Linked DNA regions of Mus musculus: region 2 is linked to region 1. The links are chromatin loops, found by intact Hi-C in ENCODE. Cell type or tissue: gastrocnemius. All regions are shown on one strand. Region 1 holds the start of Lpar6 (lysophosphatidic acid receptor 6). Region 2 overlaps Rb1 (RB transcriptional corepressor 1).

The links. Peaks named below come from ENCODE experiments on the same cell type or tissue, not always from the same donor. Only the 100,000 strongest peaks of a DNase experiment are listed, where the experiment ranks them.
Region 2: a loop joins it to region 1, with 7 times the contacts of the local background. A loop is called at or near these places in 2 of 42 quality-filtered maps.

Annotation. Positions count from the first base shown.
Region 1 is chr14:73,235,381-73,240,380 of GRCm38, forward strand. All of the region lies in intron 17 of Rb1 (RB transcriptional corepressor 1), which reads right to left. Lpar6 (lysophosphatidic acid receptor 6) reads left to right here and starts at 2,511. Exons shown (of 1, transcript NM_175116.4): 1 at 2,511-4,978. The coding sequence starts at 3,221. The coding sequence ends at 4,255. RefSeq lists an enhancer at 1-946. In gastrocnemius, a CTCF peak has its summit at 2,885; DNase peaks (open chromatin) are centred at 2,686, 2,818, 3,247 and 4,035; H3K4me3 peaks cover 3,040 bases; H3K27ac peaks cover 4,331 bases.
Region 2 is chr14:73,284,782-73,289,781 of GRCm38, forward strand. Rb1 (RB transcriptional corepressor 1) reads right to left here. Exons shown (of 27, transcript NM_009029.3): 5 at 3,928-3,966; 6 at 2,822-2,889. Among named protein-coding and RNA genes, the nearest start is that of Rb1, 39 kb to the right of the region's middle. In gastrocnemius, no CTCF peak of the experiment used is centred here; no DNase peak of the experiment used is centred here.

The DNA of each region.
Region 1 (5,000 bases):
TTACTCTGCACTGAACCATATATAGTTAATCTACCAACTGATAATATGCTTAGCTAGAATTGTAGTTTGACATTTGATGCTTTTCCTAAAACAAAGCTAATAACAAATGTCCTTTCGCAACTAAGTATTTTTGTCAACAGGAAAGCACACACATGGATACACATGTGAAGATCCATAGTGCATTTCAGAGCTGAAAGGAGACTTTCCCGGATACTCTTATTACATAAAGGCAACACATACACAGTTCTAAAATAAAATGTATCAGATTCCTGCCATCATAAACCTTCCTTTGTGTCTCAGACTACCATATCGTTTTTATTTTACCACTGTGTAAATAAATTATTATTTAAGATTTTATTTTAGTTAACACTTATTACATTTAAACTGAATAATGTTTAGAATGGATTTGTTTAGAATGGTGTTAGAGTTTCACTTAATCACTTGCTGGGATGCTGGAGTCTGAGCACAGGGCCTCCTACATGGAGCTCCAACACTGTTCCAACCTGCAAATCTTAAAGTAAAAACCTTTTGTAAGTTTTTTTCCCCCCTGTGTATGAGTGTTTTGCCTTCTTGTATGTCTGTGCACTGAGTGCACGCAGTGCCTGCAGAGTCAGACGTGGGTACTGGATATCCTGGGACTGGAGTTACAGACAGGACTGAGCTGCCATTGGGTGCTGACAATCAAACCTGGGCCCTTTGAAAGAACAGGAAGTACTCCAAAATGCTAAGACATCTTTCCAGCATGCCCACCTAGGTATAAGGATTAAAGGCATGTACTACCACGCCCAGCAAATTAGTAACCCTTTTAGACAGACTTTCCTCTACAACTCTTTTTCACTAAGGTATAATCTACATATCACAACATCCTAAAAATCAGCTGACAGTATATTTTACTTATTTATTTTAAAGACCTATTTATTTTTATGTGTATAAGTGCTGGCCTGCATATATGCATGTATATCACATTCATGCATGTTTTCACAATGAAAGTAAACATGGACAGTACCAGGACATAAAACGATTATAATTTGTAAAAATGACAATAAGGGGGCTGGCAAGATAGCTCAGAGGTTAAGCACATTGGCTGTTTTTCCTAAGGTCCTGAGTTCAGTTCCCAGCAACCACATGGTGCTCATAACCATCTATAGTGAGATCTGGTGCCCTCTTCTGAACTGTAGGTGTACATGCAAGCAAAACACTGTATACATAATAAATCGTTTTTTAAAATGACAATAAGGAAACTTAAAAGTGGATCACTCAAATTTTATATTTTTCCTAAAATAACTATTAACAGAAAAGTTTCTTCATGGAGAAGAAAATGTTATTAAGTGTCCCTTTTTTCATTACTGCACTCAAAGTTCCCATCTTCCAATAGGAACACATTTGCATCTGTTTTCCACACCAAAACCAAAGCAAAGAAGTTCAGACCCTCAATCTTTACCGCCTATAAGACTGTATTATTTGATCATAGATGACTTCCTAATCAAAACAATAAAAAGATTATAATTCACCATCAAAAGTAATCAAATTTAAAAGGTATAGAACACATGATACATGCTCTTAAGTATACATCTTAATATGTAAACTAAGGTGTCTATAGAGAAACTTGCTCTGAAATGCCTTCACTGACCCCAAATGAAGGGTTTCAGCTTCAAATTTAGAGATGAAAGTAGATCTGGAATATACCCCAACACACAGCCAACATGTAAAAGAAACTGAAGGGAGAGACGGAGGAAAGGAGAATAAAATCATGGAAACTACATTTAGACAAACAGTAGAACTGAGATTCTCTGCTGTAAGTTATTTCAATTAACTCAGAAGGGGGGAGCCCGTTTTACAAAGCACACTTTCCCACTATGCTTATATTAAGTTGTGGGCAAAAGACTGACACTGTACTAAAAGTAAAAGTTTTGGAGTACTATTCTCACTACTGAGTTATAATCCTCCGGGGGGGGGGCATACTTAATGTAGTCTTTGGTGTATTAAAATTGAACTAGCTCTAGAAAATTAGTTTCAAAGAAAAATGTTAGAACATTATTTATCAAAAACTAAAGAGATCCAGGATTAAAGCTACTCACAATCATGCCAATTAAGTTAAATGCTGGAGAGCAATTAAAAAACACCAGATACTAAGAGAAGCAGGACTGCCTGCCTCAGTCAAAGGCTTTATATAAACTCTTAAGGTTCTGCCTTCAGGCACAAACAGTTCTTTAATGTGCCACTCATATCGCCTACATTTCAATTTATAAACATATATACACCCATCTGCATTTTATTTCTTTAAAGAAGGCAATATCCCAACTACAAGAGCAATAGAAGAGAAAGAATCTACCTTATGTTTCTTTCTTTCTCTTACTTATTACTAACTAAAGCAAATCAAACCACTTTGGAGAAGTTGTCAGAATCCCCGGAAAGCATTTTGGCATAAAAAGAGTTAACACCCAACTCAGCTGGGCAGCCAGTGACCATTTGCAAGCCTCCTAGGTACATTCCCAGCAGACACATTATCAGATTAAAGGAACTGCAAACAACTGGGTTGAAGCCTTCCTTTGTCCAAACCCAGCCTCTTCTTCCTGTGATGTCATATTACAAATCTGGGAAGGCTTTCTTGCTCACTTCAGAGACAGCCCATCTCACAATACAGCTGGCAACCTCCGAAAGGCCTCTCCATTCAGCAAGCGCGAACATGCTTAGGAATTTATCTGGGATCCCTTAAACGACTGCCTATCGCCGTCCGGAATCAATGTAGAAATACAAAGTTTGAGAATAAAAAGAAGGAAGAAGTACCCGAGGACGACGGGCGGACGGACGCACGGCGAGTGTTTGTGACTGAAGTAAAGCTGGTTTGGACCCTGGCGGCTGAAGCACAAGTTTCCACGCGGACTGGTCTGGTCCGACTTGGAACAGTTTTTCCTTACACTTTCAGCTTTATGGGTTGGCTTCCTTGACTGCATTTTCTGTCAGTTAACTAAACTCCAGACTCATGGATTTTCTCGACCAGAAAATCAGACTATTTTCCTGAATAATCTACTAGAAACTTTTACGGAACACATTTCATGTTTCCTTTGAAGAGTTAAGAGAAGAAAGTATTTGTAAGAACAGGAAAAGAAACAAATACTTTGCAAATAAACTGGCTGCTGCTGTGACCACATCTGAATAGCAAAGGCGATCGATCAAGCGCTGCGGACAAAAGGCCTCCTGTAAGCTGCACTGCCTGACAATGGTAAGCTCCAATGGCTCCCAGTGCCCTTATGACGACTCCTTTAAGTACACTCTGTACGGGTGCATGTTCAGCATGGTCTTCGTGCTTGGGCTGATATCCAACTGTGTTGCGATATACATTTTCATCTGTGCCCTCAAAGTGAGAAATGAAACTACAACGTACATGATTAACCTGGCAATGTCAGATTTACTTTTCGTCTTTACTTTGCCATTTCGGATTTTTTACTTTGCAACACGGAATTGGCCATTTGGAGATCTACTCTGTAAGATTTCAGTAATGCTGTTTTACACCAATATGTATGGAAGCATTCTGTTCTTAACCTGTATCAGTGTAGATCGATTTCTGGCAATTGTCTACCCATTTAAGTCAAAGACTTTAAGAACGAAACGAAATGCAAAGATCGTTTGCATTGCTGTGTGGTTCACAGTGATGGGAGGAAGTGCGCCTGCAGTTTTCTTTCAGTCGACCCACTCTCAGGGGAACAATACCTCAGAAGCCTGCTTTGAGAACTTTCCAGCGGCCACATGGAAAACTTATCTCTCCAGGATTGTGATTTTCATTGAAATAGTGGGCTTTTTTATCCCTCTCATTTTGAACGTAACTTGTTCTAGTATGGTGCTAAGAACTTTAAATAAACCTGTTACATTAAGTAGAAGCAAAATGAACAAAACTAAGGTTTTAAAAATGATTTTTGTCCACTTGGTCATCTTCTGTTTCTGTTTTGTGCCCTACAACATCAACCTCATTTTGTACTCGCTCATGAGGACACAGACCTTTGTTAACTGCTCTGTGGTGGCGGCAGTGAGGACCATGTACCCGATCACTCTCTGCATCGCTGTTTCCAACTGCTGCTTTGACCCTATTGTTTACTACTTCACCTCAGACACAATTCAGAACTCAATAAAAATGAAAAACTGGTCGGTTAGAAGAAGTGACTCCAGGTTCTCTGAAGTTCAGGGCACTGAGAATTTTATCCAACACAACCTACAGACCTTAAAAAATAAGATATTTGATAATGAATCTGCAATATAAGCTGCCTGACTAAGCCACTGGGACTGCTCCGTGTTCAACTGTGAAAACTGTGTTCTTGGGAACTATCTCTCCGGCTCCAACAGAAAATATTTTTAAAGGAAGTTTGTGTCTGATGTGTTAAACATTAAAATATATTCTATTCTTGTATGCACGCCATTTTACTTTCTTGAACCACTTTAACGTGTTTTTTCCTCATTAAAAAAAAAAAACTCCATAAAGTTAAGGTCTAAAAGCAATTATGATTTAAATAATGTGATATATCTGTACGTTTAAAATTTTGTATATCATGAAATGATTTAATCAGAAATCTGTTAAATGGTTTTATACTGAACCGAGATGTTGTTTACGGAATAGTTTACTAAGTAGATTTCACTTATATTTTATTTTAGATTAAAAGTACTTATCATGCCTTAAACTGTAAACAGTGAAGAAAACCAGTTTGAACTAGTCACACAGTTTTAGAGCATTTCCTCCAAGAGACTACTGCAGTTTTCTGCATGACATTTTATCTTTTTAGGCAACTCATAAAAAAGAAAAGGTATCTAACTATATAGTATATTTTGAAATTACTATTTTGATTTATATTCTGGCTGCAACACCCAATTTCAAAATGATATATAGTATAAAAACTTAGCATAAAGAAACTAATGAAATGTTATCTTGCTAGGTAAATTATTTTGAAAGTACAATAAAAACCTTGTATTTTCAAGAATGTTGGTCTAGAAATCACCAGGACAGTGAAGTG
Region 2 (5,000 bases), 49 kb after region 1:
CACATTAGCCAGGGGCCAGGAGAGGCAGTACCAGCCTGCAACGATGCAGCAGAATGCTCAGCTTTCCACCTTCTGACTTGCAGGGAGAAGTCATTGCTACAGAAGGTAAAAGGAACCAGTGCTGCCTGGGAAAAGAGGGGAGGATAAAGTTTGTCCTACAAAGACTCAGAACTGCAAAGGCTCCTGGCATTCCAGATAAATTCTCTAGTCTCACCCTTACCTTCTGCAAGGTAGTATAATACCTGTTTATAACACACTGCAATTCTTTTTTTTTTGCGGGGGTGGTGGGGGGGTGGTGGGTTCTTTCAGACGGTTTCTCTGTGTAGCCCTGGCTGTCCTGGAATTCACTCTGTAGACCTGACTGGCCTTGAACTCAGAAATCCGCCTGTCTCTGCCTCCCGAGTGCTGGGATTAAAGCCGTGCGCCATCACTGCCCAGCTTCACACTGCAATTCTATAGGGAATACAAACTAACTACATGTTAAGTGCAAAATGAATGAAGGGAGGGCCTCTCAAACTACCTCAGAGAAAACCAGTAAGATGAAGGGGAAAAGCACACTCAAAAGAAAAAGTAAAATCACAAAAGGGGACAAAATCAGAGAACCTAATAGGAAGAGACTATCTAATAAGCAAAGAGACAAACAAAGCCGGCGCTCCTGCATTCTAGTGAAGTCCCAGTGCCTGGGACGTCAGACAGGAAAACCATCAGCTCAAAGGTAGCCTGAGCTACATGCCAAGTACTTGCTTTGAAACAAACCAACAAACAAACAAACAAGGGAGCTCACTGATCTCAATTTATATAAAAACACGGTGTCAGATGAACTAAGACAGAACTAGGATAACAAAATTAGTTTAGCTCAAAACAGACAAAAAGACAAGATGAATAGAACCTGTATGTAATACAAAGTTGAGGGAGTAGCTCAGTGGCATAATATTTGCTTGACACTCATGAACCTTCAGTTCAATTTCCAGCATTGCAAAAAAAAAAAAGATTTAAAATCATTAAAATGACAGAAAAATATGAAGAACAAAACAACCTGATATCATGTTCAGAGAAGACATACTGAATAAAATAATGTCTTAAAATACAACATTATTAAGATGTCTCAGAAATGAAAAACAGAATTGTTTGTTTTAAAATAAGTATTCCAAGACAAATGAATGCAGTATGATACAAATCAACAGATATCCTAGTAAAGATATTAAACCTCAAACTTAATATTCATTTACTTTTATTTCTACATATGAGCATTTTTGCCTGTATGTTTGTCTGCGCCCATGAAGGCCAAAGGAGGGTAACAGATGCCCTGGACTGGAGACTGTGCGCTGCCATGTGGATTGAAAGCAGGACTCTGGTGCAAGTTTTAACTTTAGCTACTTTAACTAGTCACTAAAGATGGCTTTATCTACTGTGTCATCACTTCAGACTTAAATCTCACGTTTCAGAAAGAACTCATCAAGTACTCAGCAACTAAATGACAGCAGGGACGCTACTCGAGCCTCAGATTTCCTAATTAAGGGACAAATGACTCAAGAACAGGACACACAGTCAAGTTGTCTTTCAGGGATAAATGCTGTGGACACTTGCCATTAACATGACAAGCATTTGGAAGATGACATGAAAAGACCTAGTTTTTAAAATTCCACAGGTTGGAGAGGTGGCTCAGCAGGCAAAAGTGCTTTCCACCAAGCCTGAGATGCACGCACGCGCATACACACACACACACACACACACACACACACACACACACAGAGTAAGTAAATAAATGTACAAGATAATGTTAAATCCTTGATGGTACAATCCAGATAGCTAAGAAATAAATCAAACTCAAAAACTCAGAAACAGAGACGCTGTAATAAAGTAGTTACAATGGGCACAGAATGCACTTATACACAGAACTGACAGTAAAGGCATATAGTAACTATAATTACAGATGAATAAATGTTATAGTCTTCAGAAATGAAATGAAGACAAGAGAATGCAGTGGTCAGAAAGTGGGAAGGCAGGGAGGATGATGCTCCAAGAGCGATTACTATCACTGTTTTCAAGGTAGATTGGTGTGCAGTGTTGCAGACTTCCCTCTCCCTTGTCTCCGGCTGTACCACCCTCCACATGCCCGATCTCAGCTGCTCTCAGCTGCTAAGGGGAAAGGTCTGGCTGGTATTGGGTAGAAGAACTCCCTCCTCTCTAAGGGGACCGTGATGGGATCCTGTTGTTTTCCCTCAGCACGGTATCCTGGAATCTCGTCTTTACTGACTAATCATCATAGCTTATTTCCATCTGACTCTCCTTCCAGCAATTTCTACTTTCTCCAAGTCAGAAGAAAAAACCCTAAGACTTCACCCTGAATTTGGAATAGGTACTGGCATTTAACTACTCTACTTTTTCCTTTTCATTGTATTAGCATTCTCAAAATACAAAGTCTAAAAAAGAAAAGTAAAGATTCTATCTTAGGAAATATTTTAAACTCCATGTAAAGTGACCAAACACATATTATTTCCATTTCTTATTACTTTATTTTTAATTTAAATAAATTTTTATAATTTAAAATTCACTAGGCCCTGACTTTTATCCCCAACACCACTAAAAAAGGAGAATGCATAGAAAATAGGGAAGAAAGGGGGGATAAGACAGAAACCAGGAGGAACGGAGGAATTAAACATTTCGAATGATGTTCTATCATCATAACTATAAAATGCAGTTAATAAGCCATGCAGAGAATACAGAAGGATTTATTAATTGAATAATTTTTGTACTATTCCAAGTGAACAATTTAATCATTATATTTGACACATCAGCATTCAATAACACATTCACTTACCTTTAGCTAGTAAAAAAGTGATCCAAGAAATTTTTAGCACCAACATAGAATTTATTTCAGTAGATAACCTGGTAAACAAATACAAAGCAAAAAAAAAAAAAAAAGTCAGACACTGACAAAGTATTCCAGCTTTACTTTGGGGTAGTTTGTTTTAATTATAGACTTGAGTTAAATAAATACACAAATGAAATGCAACCCTCTTTAATGCACAATTTTCACCTAAACTCACCTAGCTCATTTGGTGTGCCTATCAAAATATTGATTCTAATCTAAAACTATATAAAGCCCACGGTACACTGATTTGTTTCTAATTACCTTTATACTTGTTTGCTCTGTTTTTCTAATTAAAATGAACAACCAAAAAAACCCAAACAATTAGGTGGCTTAGATTTTGTCAACTTAACACTTTACCTTGATAATTTTTCCATAGAATGACCACTCATTAGAATCAACAGCTTTTTATGAATTAATATATGCACAATTTGCATTTCAATCAATCTCTTCAATGCCAGTGCTTTCGTGGGGCAGGAAATCTCCAGGATTACTTGAGCTATTTACAGAGAAGAACACTGCCATACTGTTCAGGAATTTAGGATTTGTAAATGAAGTTTTTTAATGAGTAGGAATATTTTACCTATCTGTGTGTTTGTGCACGACTTGTGTGCCTGGTGTCTGTAGGGGCCTGAAGAGGTCATCGCATCCCACCCCACAGAACTAGAAATACAAACAGCTGTAAGCCACCATGTGGGATGTTGGGTTTCACGCCTGGGTCCAGTCTTCTCTCCAAATCCCTAAATTGAGAATGTATTTGTTCTTATACAAAAGTATGCAGAGCCTTGTTGATAAAATCCCTGTGATAGATCGTTAATAAAAACTTAATGAATGAACTGCATTTTCCTCAGAAAAGTGACAGAGAACACTGAATTCCAGCCAATTGGTTCTCTCTGCTATATAAGTAAGGCACACATTTTTAGAAGATAAACAAATCCAAACAGGATTTTACCACCTTAACTTATAAAGTAGTATGTTTTTATCACCAAAGTAAACAATATGTTTGAGATTAGTCCAAAAAAACAAATTTTAGTGAAAAATTACATGCTACTTACGCACTGCTGGGTTGTGTCAAATATATAAGTTCACACGTCCTGAAAAGAAAAAAATAATTTCAGTAAAATAACAGCTTAAAAGAAAACTTTTAAAATACTTCTGCAGCATGAGTCATTAGCCTTCTAAAAGAAAGTTAAAGTATATCTGCTTACTACAAAATGCCATCTCATATCACCATGTTCTAAGATAAAAGAACCGGCTTCTGTCACTCACTGTTAAATCAAAACCAATGACCAGACCAGACTGTTAGCTCAGTGGGTAACTAACCAATAAGCCACATATATCTCTATAGTTTACCCTATAATAAACAAGCTTTGGCATTGCAATCTTCATACTCCAGAAAACTGTACAAGTAGAATGGGAAACGGAAACCTTGATTTGATTCAAAGCCACCAACTTAATTAAAGCTAAATTATTCCAAAAGACTAGTCAATAAAAATCTTAAGTTACAAAGTGCAGGGCAGCCTTGTAAGGCCAAATCAGACTATGCCATTCCCCAGTGTAAAAGCACTCAGCATTTCCACTGTGCAGGGCACAGCTAGCTTGCTCCTGCCCAGCCCCCATCCTACCTTCCATACATCAGCGCTCAAAGCACATCCAGTCACTGTTTTGGTGTGCACATGCTCAGCACATGCCTGACACGCCCAGTTCCTGTCCCCACTCATTTTTCTGGATACATTTCTATTTCTAATCCCTATTCAGAACTTCCTCCTTCTCTTTTTCCTTAGTAGAAATCAACAGTACCGCCTTCTCACCTAGCTAAGATCCATGACGTACTGCATCATTTCTACTTAAACGCGGTACTCTTCAATCCAGCATCACAGCCATTACTGCATTTTCACGTGGACATGTTGTGGCATGTGCACATGTACACATGTATGTGGAGGCCTGAGACTGATGTCAGGGATATTAAATTGTTCTTTCATCTTATTCTTTGAGGGCAGGATCTCTTGATCAAACTCAGAGCTCATGGAGATAGCAGGGTACTAACAGTTAATTCTTTTTTTTTTTTAAGAATTATTTATTTATCTCATGTATGTGAGTACACTGTCGCTGTCTTCAGAAACACCAG